Linked DNA regions of Homo sapiens: region 2 is linked to region 1. The links are chromatin loops, found by intact Hi-C in ENCODE. Cell type or tissue: mammary epithelial cell. All regions are shown on one strand. Links, peaks and the distances in the headings refer to the core of each region. The heading gives the core; the rest is flanking DNA. Region 1 has its middle 36 kb from the start of ASNS. Region 2 overlaps SDHAF3 (succinate dehydrogenase complex assembly factor 3).

Region 1 (9,301 bases), core at 2,858-6,857:
AAAAGGCATACATATCTATTTATTTGTTTGTTTATTTAGGAGGCAGAGTCTTGCTCTGTCACCCAGGCTGGAGTGCAGTGGCGCAATCTTGGCTCGCTGGAACCTCCACCTCCCAGATCCAAGCGATTCTCCTGCCTCACCCTCCCAGGTAGCTGAGACTACAGGCACGCGCCACTATGTCCAGCTAATTTTTTTTGTATTTTGGTAGAAACGGGTTTCACCATGTTGCCCAGGCTGGTCTCGGATTCCTGAGCTCAGGCAATCTGCCCACCTCGGCCTCCCAAAGTGCTAGGATTACAGGTGTGAGCCACTGTGCCCAGCCAAATTTATTTAATGTTTTATGTGACATGAGAATCTTCATAAGAAATGAAGACCCAAAGAAATGGTTAAGCCAGTATATTTTTATGTTAGGTTTGATGAACAGTGGACCGTTGAGAAATGTGATAAGACAAAGAGGGCATGATCTGATGGCAACAAACAGGGAAACTTAAAAGACTGTTTGCTCAGATTCCTTTGTGATCCTTCATCTTTAGAGATAAGGACACTCCTTTTCTCTGGGTGTAGAGGACACCTCTTCCATAAGGGTCTTATGTCTTACTTTAGGGAAAGGTGAAAAAAGAAATTCTTCCTAGGTTTTATGATCTACTCCAGGGAAGAAGGGGGGCAGAGGAAACTCAGAGACTTCCCTGTTTCTGCCAGTTTTCAGGGTGCCAAAGTGTTATATTTTGGAATAGCATGTCCTGAACCCCATCCTGTGTTATCTGCCCTGTCATATATAGGTGTCTTGATTCTCTTGTCTCTGACAAAATTTTTAATTCCCAGTGGTCACGAACCATAGTGCTTTAGTTTTAAATATAGTATGGAGCTTAATTTGGAATCATGAGAGTAAAAGGCTCTGAATAAAGATGTTAATTGATTTATGTACCATTTGTGCTTATTCAAAAGACATCTCTGTCTCTATTTTGCAGAAAGAGACATAAAGATGTTTTTATTACGTGGAACAACTGGTAGAGCAATAGAAATACAGTCAATCTCATTCTCCCATCTGTTCTTATTTGCCCCTAGAACTAAAACTTCATCAGATGGTTCGGTGTTAAATGTGATAAAAATGTCAGCACTTTAGACTCATATCTGGCTTCCTGTTGGGCACCTCCACATGTCCTCTGCTGTTATCACAAATTTTGCTGCTCAACTCAGATCTCACATTCCCACATCCCAATTTCTTTTATATTCCCCATCTCAGCTGGGAGACTACCTTCCCCACCATCAGCCAGGTGAGTCACAGATCAGGAAGGAGCACTGGGCATGGCATACTTTAATGTCAGGAGCATGGAAGAAAGCTGGAATTGCAATGCAACCCAGGGTCTGAGAAAGACACAAACAGTGCAGTCTTGGACCATACTGACTTCTAGTCACATACAAATCACTCATATTTTTCAATTTTGACATTAGGACGAAGTATTTGTCAAGGTGGTAGGATGGGACATATTTTATTGAGCAGTTGTGTTTGCTTATTTATAACTTTTGCTCATTTAGATATGTGATACGTGGTATTCCATTTGTACTCTTGTACCAGTACCCACAACTGTTAGTAAGGTCAAAGTGATGCTGGTGGTGGAGGTGACAATTTCTTACCTGGACCCAGTGGCACTATGGATGGGAGATTCCTGCTTGTTGTGAGAGATGTCTGAGGCTTCCTTTGCCAGATTCTAAGATACAACCAGAGAAAAAAGAAGACCAGAATAGGAGTAGGGTTACCTGCCGGCCCTCCTCTGCTCCCCCTGAGGTTAAAAGGCTTCCTACATGCCTCTGCCTAGTGGCAGTGAGCAAGGATGGCTGGCATGGATTCACAAATGGAACAGGAGACTGTGAAAATGTATCCCAAGAGATATTTTGGGACTTGCTTACTTCTAAGAGAATAGTTGCAGTCTAGCAAAATGGGGGCACTGGGAGTGGGGACTAGACATGAAAGACTTGGAGATAGTGGGGAGAAAGGAGTAACATGGAGCAGAGAAGACAGGTACAAACAGGATAGTTTTCAATGACCTCAGAAATGTTCTATTGTCCCACCCAGAAGGTGTAGTGAGATCAATGCCTTCTTAAGGTATAGAGAATGAAAAAGCCAGTGAGGGAGAGACTGATTTATTACTGGGTGCAGGGGGCACCTGATATTCAATCCCATCTCTTACATCTGTATTATTTAGGTTTTTTCCCTAAAAACCCTGGTAAAGAACTGCTTGAAGTGTGTGTGTCTGTGTGTGTGTGTGTGTGTGTGTGTGTGTGTGTGTTTCTTAGGCAAGATGCCCATCAACAGAGGAAATAGATTACCTGAAATCTCTACTCTGTCTCTCCACAAGAGCAGGCATTAGAGACCCATCCCAGCAAAAAAAATGCAGATCCATACTATTGGTTTAAAGACAAGAAGCCTAATGGGATCATAGGTCTGGAATAAAGAGCTGACCAACCTTCCTCTCTGCCCCTATGGTCCCCACAGTGGTGCATGTCACCTAAGGCAGGGTGCAAGGTAATCTGTTGAAATACAGGGGAAGCTGAACTTCTATTTTTCATTTTTTCCTTTAAAATTTCTATTTTTGTACATCATTTACAAAATGTATGGCATGTCAGTACATTAATAATTAAATATATATCATGCTCTAAATTTTTTACTGATGGTGTGGACAAATGTTGGAAGATCATAGTACTCATAGATAAAGTTCACACTCCCTTCATACAGCTTACAAGAAGTCCTTACATTATTAGGCTAAATGCCTATCTCTCCAGCTCATAACTCACCATGCTTTGTTTGCATGCTCAGGCAATTCCAGACTGTCTGCAGTTTCTGCCACACATCAAGAAGTGAGGAAAGCAGGCCGGTTGCGGTGGCTCATGCCTGTAATCCCAGCACTTTGGGAGGCCGAGGCGGGCAGATCACCTGAGGTCAGGAGTTTGAGACCAGTCTGGCCAACATGGCAAAACCCCGTCTCTAATAAAAATACAAAAAAATTTGCCGGGTGTGGTGGTGCATGCCTGTAATTCCCAGCTACTTGGAGAGGCTGAGGCATAAGAATCACTTGAACCTGGGAGGCAGAGGTTGCAGTGAGCCGAGACTGCGCCACTGCACTTCAGCCTGGGCGACAGAGGGAGACTCCGTCTCAAAAAAACCAAAAGACCAAAAGAATAAAAAAAGAAGTGAGGAAAGCAGAAAATAGGACAGAGGAAAAGTTAAGCAAAGATGAAGTTTCTGCTGTAGTTCAGCCTTAGCCTGCTCCCACCGAGTTTGAATGGCATACCAAAGTTGGCATCACCTTAGGATGAGGGGGCCAGGTTTTGCAGGCCTGTATGTCAGCCCTCACCTGTGAATGCCTTTGGAGGAAGTCAGAGTCTTCCGGAAACTTCCAGGTGAATAGCAATTCTTCAGAGAAGGCTGCAGTTGTGAGCCATTAGTGGCTATCATTCACAGCAGCTGGCGAACTTGGTGTACCTATCTGGTAAGGGTTTGGGGTGGAAGAAGCACCAACAGCATTACTGCATTTTGCCAGACTGATTTCTACAAATGTGTAATGAGCTTTACAGGAATGGTAATCATGCAAGAAAACTGTTGTTTTATTCTTCATCAACATGCTAATTGTAAGTCTGGCAACTTTTTTAGTCTTGTGTGTTTTCCCCTTTAAATACAGTTTTATTTTTGGTTATCCAGCCCTTCTAAAACCTAACTTATTTTCTAAATACCTTAGTTTCTGAATCTTTCTTTGCACCTAGATAATTTCTGTTAATCTGTGAGACTTACCTTAGATGCCGGTTTCTCTGGGAAGCCTCCTTCAATCATCTACAGCTGGGATACTTTCCTGCCACTCAGCTCTCATAAAATCTGATGTAGTCTGATTTTCATGACACTATAGCAATGTTGTAGAATTATCTAGCTATATGAATTATCTAGCTACGTGTCTGAGTCAGTCAGGATTGGTCAGGAAAACAGAAGGCACTCCGTGTTTTGGGGGCAGAAAGGGTTTGTTATTAGGAATTAGGGGCTTGCTTGACTATTGGAAAGGCTGGGGAGTAGTGAAGACCAGGCAAGCCAGCGGGAAGGAAGCGGACACTGGAGATCTTATCCTGAGGCAACAGGGCAGCGGGTTCTCAGGAACTTAACAGCAAGCTGCTGCAAGTCTTAGGAATCTCTAAGAGGTCCCCCAGCGTCTCACGGTGCAGCAGCAACACAGATGGGTTCTCAAGAGCTCACCAGGGAGCCACTCTGAGCCTCTCATTTTCTTCAGTCAGGATGCAGTTGCCTCTAGAGAATAAAACTTCTCTATTTCTTCTGTCTTCCACATCTTGAGTGACTTCTATGGGAAACTCCGTGTCCTAGGTAAATGGATTGTGGGAGAAGACCTTAAAAGGGATGATGGTGATGCGCAGTTGACAATAGATGATTCAGCATAGTATCTCATGATAAATGTCAAGAGACAAAATTGCAACAAGTTTAGTTAAATGATCAAATTGGCTTTTATTTGTGATTCATGAGTCAGGTAGCATCTCATCTAAGAAACAGAGTGGTGCTCTGTTGGGCGTGATGGAAGAGTCAGTTTTTAAAAGCTTGAGCAGGAACAAGGAAACAGCATAATACAAAAAGCAGATTGGTTAACAGCAGGTTACCTTCCTTGTAAGGGTTAAAGCAGAGGGGACTTTCTGATCATATTGGCTAAAACTGGCCTGTTTGGGGTTTGGCTATTATTTCTTTTTCTCTTTTAATTTCTCAGAAGGTCAGATTAACAACTTAGTTTCAATTTGGTGATATGGAACTTTAGCATGGGTTACTCCATTTTGGTTTGATCTGTTGGGGCCTAGTGCAGGGAGCTTAGTTCAAACCAATGGCCTTCTAGAAATTTTACTTAACAGAGTGTATGAGCTTTTCACCAGCTGGAGAATGTATCTTTCTCATGTTTATGTTCCCAAAGTCTAGTGCAGTTCCTGGAAAATAAAGGTGTTCAATAAATGTTCATTAAATAACAGAATAAGTGATGAGGAGAGGACAATAGCTCCCCAAAGTCAGATAATTTTGGTTATGTTATAAACGATGTTATCAGAGATCAGTAGTTCATCTCCAGAAGAGCCTCGTGTTTAGTAATTTACGGTAGAGATAACGGCAATTCAGGTTGATATTTTTTCTATGCTGACCAAAACTGTCACATTTCTGAAAGCTAAAATCCTAGGTAGAAGGAAACCTTTGCAATTCAGGGCACTGAAGCTGTTGAGGCATGTTAGGCCAATCTCTGCAATATTATTACCTCTTTTCAACTTTTTCTTAAATTTCTTCCAGCGCTCAGGAACCATGTGTATATTAAGTGAGCTGCCACGAGGTGGCACTCTTGCTTATTTGTTGTAGTAGGCCACTGCCTTCTACACAAGGGATGTGATGGAGCCAGAAATGTTAGTCTTAAAGCGACTAAACTGCCCCTCAAATTAAAACATTGTCGTTAGTTGAAGTAAGATACACACATTGCTTCAAATAAGAATTAAAGCAAACGCGAAAATGAAAGAGAAAATCAGAGCCTAATGTCGTTGTCTATAATGCTTTCACCATCTGAGTCACTTGTCAATTGGCACTAGAATCTTGTTCTCCAAGGTGTCCCCAGGGGCTCTTCTTCCCAGTTACTCTGTCCCTGCTTCGTGTGTAAGGTGGGATGATTCAGAAGTTTATTGTCTTATCTTACTTCTGAAGTCTATGGGGGACTCAATTTTCTTCTTTTTTGTTTGTTTTTGAGACAGTACCTCCCTCTGTCATCCAGGCTGGAGTGCAGTGGTGTGATCACGGCTCACTGCAGCCTCGACCTCCATCCAGGGCTCCAGCGATTCTCCCACCTCAGCCTCCTGAGTAGCTGGGACCACAGACATGCACCACCGTGCCTGGCTAATTATCTTATTTTTTTTTTTTTTTTTATAGAGACAGGGTTCCCCTATGTTCCCCAGGCTTGTCTTGAACCCCTGGGCTCAAGCTATCCTCCTGCTTTGGCCTCCCAAAATGCTGGGATTACAGGCATGAGCCACCACAGGTGGCCTGGAATCACTTCTCTATGGGAGAAAAACCCCAGCAGGTGAGTAGGCTTTTAAATTAGCTCAAATTATGGCTAAGAAAGTGTTGGTCATGACCAATAGAGGCACACTTGCTGTAGCATGACTGAAATCCTTCCCGTTAAGATCCACAAATTTCCTTCCAACCAAATTAAAGCTTTCCATAGGACTTACACTTTTTTTTGAAATCACAGAAGTAATCCATGCTCATTGTATAAAACCCCCGAAATAAATATAAACAAAGAGAAGAAAGAAAAACATAATTAATCTCAGCCTCAATAACCAATAGCATTTTAGGGAATGTCCTTTATTACCAATTTATTTATACATGTGATTGACTTGGTATACTCTTAGTACATACTCTGTTCCAGGCACCATGCCAGGTTTTGAGTTTGCAAAGAAGAACAAGATTTTCTCTACAAGACAAATATAGCCCCCTCTCTCTGATTATATAAACACATGCATATATAAGTTTTATAAAAAGGTCATATTTTACAAACAGTGGGCCCTCTGTGTCTGCCATTCTGCATTCATGAGTTCAACCAACCACAGATCAAAAATGTTTGGAAAAAATTTTTACAGTACAATAGAAAGTAATACAAATAAAAACCAATGTAGTATAACAACTACTTACATAGCGATTGCAATGTATTAGGTATTATGAGTAATTTAGAGAAGATCTGATGTATCTGAGAGATTGCGTGTAGGTTAGATGCAAATACTATGCTAGTTTATATCCGGGACTTGAGCAACCTTGAATTTTGATATCCACTGGGATCCTGGGACCAATCTCCATGGGTGTGGAGCCTTGCGTTTCCCCATTAATGATATACTAAGATCATTTTTCCATGTCCCTAAATACTTTTCAAAGGCATTATTTTAATTTCATAATATTTTATTTTCTAGATATACCATAGTTTATTCATTAAATTTTCCTATTCTTGAAAATATACGTGTATCTACTCTTTTACTACAAAAAATAATGATTCATGACTATGAACATATAGTCAGAATGAATAAGATCTAGTATTTAATAGCACAACAGGGTGACTACAGTCAAAAATAACCTATTGTACATTTCAAATTAACTAAGAGTATAACTGGATTGTTTATAACAGAAAGAAAGGATTCATGCTTGAGATGATGGACACTTCCATTTATCCTGATTTAGTTATGCATCATATGCCTGTATCAAAATATCTTATATACTCCATAAATACATACACCTACTATATACCCACAAAATAAGAAAAAGAGATTCAGTGAACAATATTGTAGCCAATTTTTTGCCTGCAACCACAATTACATTCCTAGTCTAAATTGCCAAAGTTGGGGTTGATGGATTAAATGACTTTTAAAATTTTAAGGCTTTGCTAGCTATGTCTAAATTTCCTTCATAAGGGCAACATCAATTTTGTCCCTATTCTTGTACTTCTGTGAATCCTCACCAATACTGAGTGTTTTCATTTAAATATATTTTCACTGTAGGTAAAACATATAAATATATTTATATTTAATTGTTGTTTAAATGTATATTGTTTATACCTGATTACTAATGAGGTCGAATATGGTTTTTTATGTTATTAGCCATTTGTCTTATTGTTTGCTTGCTAATTCCTCAGTTCAGTTTTTTATTGGACATTAGTTTTTTCTCATTGCTATGTAGGGATTTTTTGTATATTTATTAACCCCTGCAGTTATGTTTCTAGTTTCATATTTGTATTTTATTTTGTATTCTGTTTTTGTCATACAGAACTTAACATTTCATAAGTATTTTTTATTTTATCTTATTTTTTGATAGGCATTTTTCCTTTAAAGTTTGTAATTTTAGATTAGAAAATCATTTAGGCATCATTTAGAAAGAAGAGTAGAAGCAAGGATGAACATTTTTATTTGCTCATTGGAAATTATCCTCTAGAATTAGCTCTCTTTTCTTTGATTTAGAATTTCTCTAAAGAATACTTGACCCTGCAATAGGGAAGTTACTAAATCCTTCAACTTCTTTTGGGAAGCCTTCCCAAAGATTGTTAACTGGGAGAGAGGGCAGCACTGTTTCCTTGGGGGCCATTCTGAAACATATGGGAGCGTTTCCGGTTCCCATACATATATGACTGGGACAATCTACTGGCACTTAGTGGGTAGGATCCAGGAATGCTAAACATCCTGTAATGTACAGAACAATGAAGAATTGTTACTCCTGACTAAGAATAGCAGCTCCCATTGAGACAAACTGTTAGACTATCCAAAGACATCTTTAAAAAATACTGTTTCTTGAAAACATTGTATCAAAACACATTTCCAGCAGAGACGTGGTAGTATTTTTTTCCACAATGTATTTATATATGTACACGTAATGGATTGGATGAAATACATCAAACCTTTGCTTTAATAAGGTTTAAATTGCTTTATCCAATCTGTCAAGATAACATAGGCTTGAGTTGAGTAAGGTCACTAGACAGGTGACTGGTTATCAATTTGACTTATCAGGTAAGTTAAATTACTGATTTGCTCAGAAAGAGTTGCAGAGGGGTTGGAATTAATTAATTGGACTTGTAAACTGAGAGTAGTTATAATCTTAGTGATGCTAAAAAAAACGCTAGTGGGGATACCTCTCTTTCCCATTTCATCATGCTCTCATTCTGTATTCTTTAGTAAAGATTGTGACCTCATGGTTGCCAGTGCAACTGCTTTTGCTCAATATTATTTTTCTGATTGCTCTGGGTGCTGTTTGTACCAATGCAAATGTAGAGGGCAGGAAATAGACAAGTGTATTTTTATCTGTTAGTGCATCGTTCCTGGAAATATAATTATTTTGTTCACCTGAAACTGCCTTTGATCAAACAAGTTGGTATAAACCAGAGGGGTTTTTTTTGTTGCCAGCCGATGGCAGTGATTATTAACTTGTCATTCCAAATACAAGGTGTTGGTTTTACCCAGGAGTCTAAAGTGCTATATTAATTGCAGGGTTTATTGTGTTCTAGTAAAAATTAGTAAGAGTCACACACTGCCTTTGGGGGAGAGGACTGAATTTACATGCTTCATATAATGTCGTTTAAAATATTAGTTAACAAGACATGGAACACAGAAGAGTTATAAAATTTACTTTTATGCAAAATATTGAATAGTGACAAGGATTTAACAACAAAATTTGATTATTGTGACCAAATCAAGTAACATGTCTTGGAAAATTAGATTCTAAAATATACTTAGAATATGATAAACTTGTTCTTTAAGT
Region 2 (9,301 bases), core at 3,551-7,550, 660 kb after region 1:
ACTGGAGGTCAGTATGTTAAGTGAAATAAGGAATGAATAATACCTAGTATTTCACAGCACAAGGTGACTATAGTCAATAATTGTACATTTAAAAATAAGTATAACTGGATTGTTTATAACACAAAAGATAAATGTTTGAGGGGATGAATAGCCCATTTTCCATGTGATTATTACACATTGCATGCCTGTATTAAAATTATCTCATGTACCCCATAAATACATACATCTATGTATCCACAAAAATTAAAAATTTTAAAATGAGATTTAGGTTGGTGTTAGTGATTTAAGAGTAGAGCTAATATTTGAAGCAACAAATGTGTAATGTGAGAGTCCTGAGGATGAAATCCCACAGAACATCATATTTTTAAAAGTGGGGGTAGGGAGGAGAAAATTTATAATCTAAAGGAGAAGTAGGCAGTATAAAAAGCAGAAGTGGTTTAAAAGCAGAAGACAGTAATACTATCAAATCTTCAACTTATCAACCTTACAGTGATTAATATCCCATTGATTTTGGCAAGTGAGTGGTTACCCTGGCTAGAGCAGCAGGTGAAGTAAAAGAAAAAGACATGGGGCCGGGCGCGGTGGCTCACGCCTGTAATCCCAGCACTTTGGGAGGCCGAGGCGGGCGGATCACGAGGTCACGAGATCGAGACCATCCCGGCTAAAACGGTGAAACCCCGTCTCTACTAAAAATACAAAAAATGAGCCGGGCGTGGTGGCGGGCGCCTGTAGTCCCAGCTACTTGGGAGGCTGAGGCAGGAGAATGGCGTGAACCCGGGAGGCGGAGCTTGCAGTGAGCCGAGATCCCGCCACTGCACTCCAGCCTGGGCGACAGAGCGAGACTCTGTCTCAAAAAAAAAAAAAAAAAAAGACATGGAAGGTACTGCTCAGTGGCTGGCTGAAGTGAAGGATCACAGAAACTAGGGAGTCTGTAATGGAAATAAAAGCACTAGTAGAATGACATTGAAGGCACCAAGTAGTCAAAGGACTGATAAGTTTATGTATCAGTTTACTGTTAAAGACCACTCCCTATTACCCAAACTTTTAGTTCACGAACTTGGTGTCCCAGTATTTGCACAGTACATCTAGGCAAAACAGCAAACAAAACTTAGTTTTGTTTATTAAGTAGTCCAAACAACTTATTTGTGCCAAAACAATTTAGCACCTGTTGGACACTATGCAGCTTACACTGTAATCATATTGACCAACACTACCTACATTTTCTGTTACTCACTCATCTTCTGTGATATTTGCATTTTTATCACAGCAACCACTAAAAGCCCAGCTTCACAAAGATCTGTCATTAAAAAGAATGTGGCAATATAACTGTAAAACTGAAAATCCTTGCACTAGTAATGTGTGTGGTGTCCAGCAAACACAAATGTGACTGTGATTTCCTCAAAGTTAAAATATCCTGCAGCACCCCTGAGTTCTCTGAGGTGCCCAGGGAATCTCAGTTTATAATTTTGGAACCATAGCCCTATTCCCTATCCTTGCTTTTATTTTCCTCAATAGTACTTATCACCCTACATATTTTATTTCTCTCCTTTAGAATGTGAGTTCCATGGGGGTAGCAGACTTTTTGTCTTTGTTAAAAGTGCTATATCGCTAATACCTAGAATGACATCTGGCAAATGCAGGTTTTTAGTAAGTATCTGTTGAATGAATTGTGCAGTGGGAGTAAGAAACTGATTATATTGTTAAGAGATAGTGGCAAAAGCACAGGATATTGAAATTCATAATTTCAGATGCAAAACAGTTCTGAACAGAGTGAAGGTTTAAGTGTAGCCATGGCATGAGTGAGTGGTTGAATGAAAGTGAATAATGCCAGATAACTCTGTCTGCTGGTTAAGTAAACGACATAAATACTAAGTCACCAAAATAATGGCAAGATTTGAGGTTAAGTCAAGTGCCAACGAACAGAAGGGAAGTATACCCTAAAAGAAAAAAAGCCACAAAGGAACGAGTTCTTAAGCGAGGGTGGCATAGTGATGGGTTGAAAGGGACAATAGGATGGGTCTCTTGTAAAGTGGGAGTTGTGGCCCACTTTACAAGACTACAGCGAAGCAGCGTCTTCAGAAGTATTAGGTTTATATTAGGCATGATGAAAAGGATAATGCTGTAAAGAGTTTGCAGATGTATTTGTTCATGCTGAACGAGGGCTCCTGAATGCACGACTAGATTTTAAACTTCTTGAGGGCAGGAGCTTCGTCTTATCCATTGTTGTATCCCTGAAGCCTGTTATAACACAGACGGAATAATTATTGATTATCATCTTTCTCAACGAGAAAGACCAACAACAGATCAGACTGACTCAAAAAAAAAAAAAAAAAGGATGGAAGAACGGACTAAGGTGGCCCTAGCAGGTATATACAAAGAGAGAACACATGAGACACCAACCCAGAGAAAACATGTATCAGTTTCTAAAGAGATGACATAAATTGCAAGTACATCTAAAAAAATGATCGTTTCAGAATCTTGGAGTAAGCCTTCCTAACTAACTAACTGTCTTAGTCTCTTTGGGCTGCTATAACAAATTACCCTAAACTGGGTGGCTTATAAATAGAAATCTGTTTCTCACGTTTTGGAGACTGCAAAGTACAAGACCAGGGCACCAGCAGATTCAGTGTCTCATGAGGGGCCACTTTCTGCTTTAACATCTTCTCACTGTATCCTCATATGGTAGAAGGGGCAAGAGATCTCCCTGGAGCTTTTTTTTTATACGGGCACTAATCCCATTCATGAGGGCTCTACCACCTAATAGTATCACACTGGGAATCAGGTTTCAATAACTAAAGATACAAGTCATTTAGCATAATATTTTTTAAAATCCACATTTTATGTTGTAAATGGGGTTACCGTTTTTTAAATTTGAGATCTTAGGAAAGTTTCTTATACTTAAGTTGATTTGTAATGTCCTCAACTATTAGTTGATAAATGAGAGTCTCAATGTAGCTACACATTATTTCAGGGGTTGTTATTAACAAACAAACACTGGAGGAAACGTATTATACTTTGTATAGTTTATTATACAAATGATTGATAGTAAAATAGTGAATTTTAAAGCTTCTTCCTAACCTTTCATTGTGAATGAACAGTGATGCAGGGAGAAGAGACATTCAGAAGAAAAATCATGTATGTATTATTAAACTAGAAGTGATAAAATGTTCAGAATGACAATGTATTTAAAAAATAATAACCTTGTTGGAATTGTACATCTATCATTATCACAACATGCTTATTTGATGAAGCTAAAGAAAAGCCAGAAGACTAATATGGCTGGATGAGAATAGCATTTTAAAACATTTTCAGCAAAATTCTAGAAATTTGCTGTTTAGTTCCAAAACTGAATTTCATACAAGTGCTATTATTCCAATAGTTTTTTTCAATTGTCACTAGTGATCTTGATCCATATACTGCAATCATAATATCCAAAATAAAAGAGTATTTCATTAATAACAGGTGTTTTCAAAGCTTAAATATATTTCAAAAACCAATGACAGTTAAAGTAGGGGTTCTAAATTTTTGCATGTCTTATTAAGCTTTGTTGTATAGACTAAAATTTTGGTTTCATAGACTCAGAAATACTAAATTGCCTATTGGGTTTTGTGGCTTCTTGCATCAGCTCCTGCAACTGTCCAATTTGTTCATCACGAAAGTCATTAAGTTTTTCTTCTGGGAGGAAGGTGCCAAAACATGCTTTTCCAGTTGAATTTTGTCTGTTTTCGTTAGCCTGTTGCAATAACGCTGTTGCATACACCTAAAAAGATAAAGAATGAAGGTTATAGATGTAAAGTTTAAATAATATTTAACATTAGAGGACTTGAATTCTAATTCTGAGTCACCTATTTTTCCTCATCAGTAAATGCAGAAGCATTTGGTTAAGGAGATATAAATATAGTTGTGAAGATACAATTCATTGATCATTTCATGTATATCTATTTTTAGCACTTTAAGTGTTTTAACCAACTTTTAGCAAAATTTTTAACCTGGATATAAGTAAAGAGTGGTGAGTCCCTGGATGGGCTTCAGAAGCATGCATAAACCACCTCAAACCATATGCAAAATTGTATTTACACAAGTACGGACATCATTTCTGGGGCCATAGCTTTCAACGGATTCTCAAACAGGAACCATGGGTCTTTTTTCCCCCAACTTTTATTTTAAACCTGCACATATATCCCCTAGATACAAGGGGTACATGTGCAGGTTTGTTAGATGGGAATAACTGCATGATGCTCAAGTTTGGGTACAGGTCCTGTCACCCAGGGAGTAAGCACAATACCCAACATGTAGCTTTTCAACCCATACCACCCTCCAGTAGTCCATGCTGTCAGCTGTTCCCAGTTTACATCCATGTGTGCTCAATGTTTAGCTCCCACTTAAAATTTTATTTTTCTGTTCCTGTGTTAATTTGCCTAGGATCATGGCATCTATGTTGCTGCAAAGGACATGCTTTCATCCTATTTATGGCAGCACAGTATTCCACGGTGACATGTAACACATCTTCAAGTGAGTCTAAATTCATTCCTATGTCTTCAATTACAATTTTAATTTAAAATATACTAGAGAAAAACTTCTTAAACCTTTAAGTCTTCAATGTTTAACAACCATCTGTGTCAAGAAAAACTTTTTCATGTTCTAATTTTGCTCTTATTAAGTACATTCAGCCTAATATTCCAACTATCCCCATCTGCACAAGTGCCACTGTTTTGAAACAGACTCACTCTAAAATTAATCTTTTAAGCAGACAAAGTGCCAAAGTATTTTAGTTCATGAAGTTAAAGTGAATGAACTGGCTAACTCTGGATAATGCTGCTACCTGATCTGGCTTGAGATATATAAATTGCTTGTAATTGCTGGAATGGCAGCATTGCCAGAGCAACTTTAATTCCAAACATTCCAAACCTATGGAGAAAATATTTTTTCCATGATTTACAGAAATCCACTTATTAAGATGAAAACATTTCAAGTTTTATCAATTCCACTTCTATATGCTTCAGGGCAGGCAGGGTTTTTCAACCTTGGCACTATTTTGTGTGTGTAGGGGGGGTAGGGGTGGGGAGGGGTCAGTGAGAGTCTGCATTGCAGGATGTTTAGCAGCATCTCTTGTCTCTGACCACCAGATGGCAGTAACACCCCTCTCCCCGTCTTGATAATCTAAAATGTCTCGAAACACTGCCAAAGGTTTCCTGGCAAGGCAAAAATCACCCTACCATCCTAAAGAAACTTTAAAACATGTGAACAAGTATCATGCAGAAGAATGTTGATTGTTAAAGCAAAAAAAAAAAAAAAAATGGAAATAATTGTACTTCAATAGAAAAGTCAAATACACTGAAATTTACTCAGATGATAATAAAGATGTCACAACAAATAAGCTACAAGTCTATGTATCAACACGGATGAAACTCCAAAAAATAAAATCTAAAAAGCAGGCTTTAAGAAATTATTCATTTACAAAAATGGACAACTAAGGAGCTCTAAATAGCAAAAACAGAGGACTCACAACTCCCAATTTCAAAACTTAACTAGAAAGCCACATTAAACAAAAGTGTGGCACTGGCATTAGAATAGATATATAACACCAATAGAATGAGGAGTCCAGAAGTAAATCCTTACATATATAGCCAATTGATTTTTGATAAAGATGTCAAATCCATTCAGTGGAGGAAAGAATAATCTAGGCAACAACTGGTGCTGGGAAAACTGAATTTCCACATGCAAAAGAGTGAAGTTAGACACCCCATCTTCTACCATATACAAAAATTAACTCAAAGTGAATCAAAGACCTAAATATAAGAGCTAAAATCATGAGAATCCTAGAAGAAAATATATAGGTAAATCTTTATGACCTTTGATTTGGCAATAGGTTCTTAGATATGACACCAAAAGCCCAAGCAACAACAACAAAAATAAACTGGACAGTATCAAAATTAAATACTTCTGTGCATCAAAGGACACCTAATAGTAAAAAGACAAACTACAAAATGAGAAAAAATTTGCAAATCGTATCTGAAAAGGGTTTATTATCCAGAATATATAAAGAACCACAACTAAAAGACAAATAGCCCAATTTAAAAATGGGTAAAGCACATGAATAGACATTTCTCCAAAGATATACAGATGGCCAAGTACATGAAAAGATGGTCAAAATCATTTGCCATTAGAAAAATGTAAATCAAAACCACAATGAGATGCCACTTCACCCTAAGATGTCTACTATAATAATTTTTTAAACCCCAGAAAAATAACAGTTGGAATAAACTAGAATCCTCATACATTGATAATGAGAATATAAAATGGTATAGCCACTGCAGAAAAGACTGGCAGTTCCTCAGAAAGTTAAACACAGAATTACCATATGATCCAGCAAATGCACTCATAGGTATATTACCAAAATAACTGAGAACAGGAACTCAAACACATACTTGTATACACAATAGACGACATTTGGAAAATAACCTAGATGTCCACCAGCAAGCAGATAAACAAAATGTGGTATACACATACAATGGAATATTTATCACCCTTAAAAGGGAATGAAGTTCTGATCCATACTACAACATGGATAAACCTTAAAAAGATTATGCTAAGAAGCCAAACATAAAAAGACATATTGTATGATTCCACTTACATGAAATATCTAGAATAGGAAAATTCATAGACAGAAAGAATAGATAATACTAAGGGCTGGGAGGAGGTAGGAGAGGGTGTTACTGTTTAATGGCCACCGAGTTTCCGTTTGGGTGAGGAAAAATCTAGAATAATGTCTCTACAATGTATCATTTACAGTGTCCAGGAAAAAAATTAAAAATTATTACAAACACAGTTAAGAGAAGAGGCAATCAATGGAGACCAGTGCCTGAGATTATTCAGACATTAGAATAAGCAGAGATAGATTTTAAAGCAGGTACTATAAATGTTAAGTATGTAAAAGAAAATACGGTCATCATAAATGGGGCAGATAAATCTCAGCAGAGAATGAGGAATTATAAGAACCAAATAAATTCTAGAACTCAAAAATGCACTATCTGGAATTTTTTAAATGTCACTTAATAGTAGACTGGAGATGAAGATTCATGAACTTGAAAATACAGCAATAGAAATTATCCAGTTTTAAACAGAACAAAACTATTTAAAAAATGAGTAAAAGATCAGTGATCTGTGAAACAATGCCAAAAGATCTACCGTAAGTTTAAGTGGAATCCAAGAAAAGAGGTTACTGCCTTAGCAGAAAAATAAATTTTAATGGGTATCTTATTTTTTTTTTGAGACGGAGTCTCGCTCTGTTGCCCAAGCTGGAGTGCAGTGGCGCGATCTCGGCTCACTACAAGCTGTGCCTCCCGGGTTCACACAATTCTCCTGCCTCAGCCTCCCCAGCAGATGGGACTACAGATGCCCACCATCACGCCCAGGTAAATTTTTTGTATTTTTAGTAGAGATGGGTTTCACTGCGTTAGCTAGGATGGTCTCAATCTCCTGACCTCATGATCCACCCGCCTCAGCCTCCCAAAGTGCTGGGATTACAGGCCTGAGCTACTGTGCCTGGCCGGATATCTTATTTTTATAAAGTTTTATGAATTTTAATGAATATTTTAAGGAAAAATAAATTCAAGAAGCTTAGCAAGTTCCAAGCAGAATACAAAATACTATACCTAAGCATATGATAGTTAAATTGTTGAAAAATAAAGCAAAAATCTTTTTTAAAAGTTTAAAAATATATATATCATTTACAAATATATGCAAATGTACAAAACATAAAAACAAGCATGGAAACAACCAACATCAGGATCCTGATTACCTCTGAGGAGTAAGAAAGGGGAATGGAATTTTAGCTGTACCTTTTAATATTTATTTACTTTAAAAAAGTGAACTAAATATTTCAAAATATTAATATTTGTTAAATCTGAGTGGTGAATACATAACTTTCCCATTTTTGAAAATTTTCATAACTTTGTGCATAATTTCAGAGAATATTTCACTTAGGGTATAATTTATAATAATTATGGGAATAATGTTTCTTATGGAAAGTAGAAATACATTTCATGTGTGAGAAATGATCAATGAATGAACATCTTGGGTAGAAAGACTCACGAAAAGGAAACAAAAAAACCCAACCTTTCGCCCGTACACCACCCATTACCGACTAGTCTTTGACTCCATGTACTTGCAACAGCATTCCTTTCCTGGCAAGAGAGAAAAATGGCCAAAATAAAAATAACTTCAGGACCACAATTTGGAGGTTTCCAGATATAGGAAGAAGCAGCAGTAAAATGTGAATTTATGACTAAGTCACCCCGCCAAGCATATCTACCTGGAGGGAAGAGACTCAGAACAGAAAAATACTACACTACACATTAACTAACAGCATCCTTTGGTTTCAAACTGTTATGCTGGCTTCTAAGAATAATGCTATCCCGAAAGTTAGAAGATTCCCTATGATTGCTCTCTTGAACCAAAGAGAATGTGCAGTGCTTCCTCAGGGTAAGTTAAGCAGCTGCTTCAAGTAGCAGAAAGCTGTCGAAGAGAGACACTTTTGAGTATGGTGAGAGCAGGTGCAGTGGGCTGAATGGTGTCCCCAAAATATGTCAAGTCCTAATCTCTGAAACTGTGTTACCTTATATGTATATTATAGGTTTTGCAAGTGTGATTGAGGATTCTGAGATGAGATTATCCTGATGGTCCTGAAAATACGGTCACAAGTATTCTTAGAGGGGATGAGATAAATTAGGCATACAGAGGAGAATGTGATATGAAGAAAAAATAAGTTTGGAGCGATATGGCCATAATTCAAGGGAATCCTGGATCCACCAGAAGCTGAAAGATGTGGATTTCTTCCCTAGAGCCTCTCACTCTTTAATTAGGCCTCTCCAGAATACACTACCATTGTTTTAAGTCAGGCTGTGGTAATTTATTACAGCAGACACAGGAAATTAATACAGCAGTGAACTACAGAAACACAGTCTTAAAGTCTCCTAGTAGAAAAAAACTAACGTTCATGCTATACTGTTTCCCACTAGAGTTTTTGAAAAGGCAGAGAAGCTGTAGTACCAGTTTGTCAGTGATAGAACAATTAAATATTATAAGGCCAGCTATGCCTTCACTGTACTCTCTAATTCTCTACCTGTATATTAAACTTGCTTATAGTCTGAATCAAATTGATACTATTAAATTACTGGTATGGTCGAGCACACTGGCTCACACCTGTAATCCCAGAGCTTTGGGAGGCCAAGGCAAGAGGACTGCTTAGTTTTTAGTAAACCAAACATCACACATTCTCACTTGTAAGTGGGAGCTAAAT

Evidence for each region. Peaks named below come from ENCODE experiments on the same cell type or tissue, not always from the same donor. Only the 100,000 strongest peaks of a DNase experiment are listed, where the experiment ranks them.
Region 2: it touches region 1 in a loop (2.7-fold over the local background); 5 of 110 quality-filtered maps call a loop at or near these places.

The regions. Positions count from the first base shown.
Region 1 is chr7:97,831,798-97,841,098 of GRCh38, reverse strand. No RefSeq gene overlaps it. Among named protein-coding and RNA genes, the nearest start is that of ASNS, 36 kb to the left of the region's middle. In mammary epithelial cell, for the core only: a CTCF peak has its summit at 5,355 (motif pointing right); no DNase peak of the experiment used is centred there.
Region 2 is chr7:97,175,471-97,184,771 of GRCh38, reverse strand. SDHAF3 (succinate dehydrogenase complex assembly factor 3) reads right to left here. Exons shown (of 2, transcript NM_020186.3): 2 at 3,009-3,760. The coding sequence ends at 3,557. It overlaps LOC124901704 (a long non-coding RNA gene), which reads left to right. Exons shown (of 3, transcript XR_007060445.1): 2 at 4,423-4,512; 3 at 7,274-7,309. Among named protein-coding and RNA genes, the nearest start is that of SDHAF3, 62 kb to the right of the region's middle. In mammary epithelial cell, for the core only: a CTCF peak has its summit at 5,127 (motif pointing right); no DNase peak of the experiment used is centred there.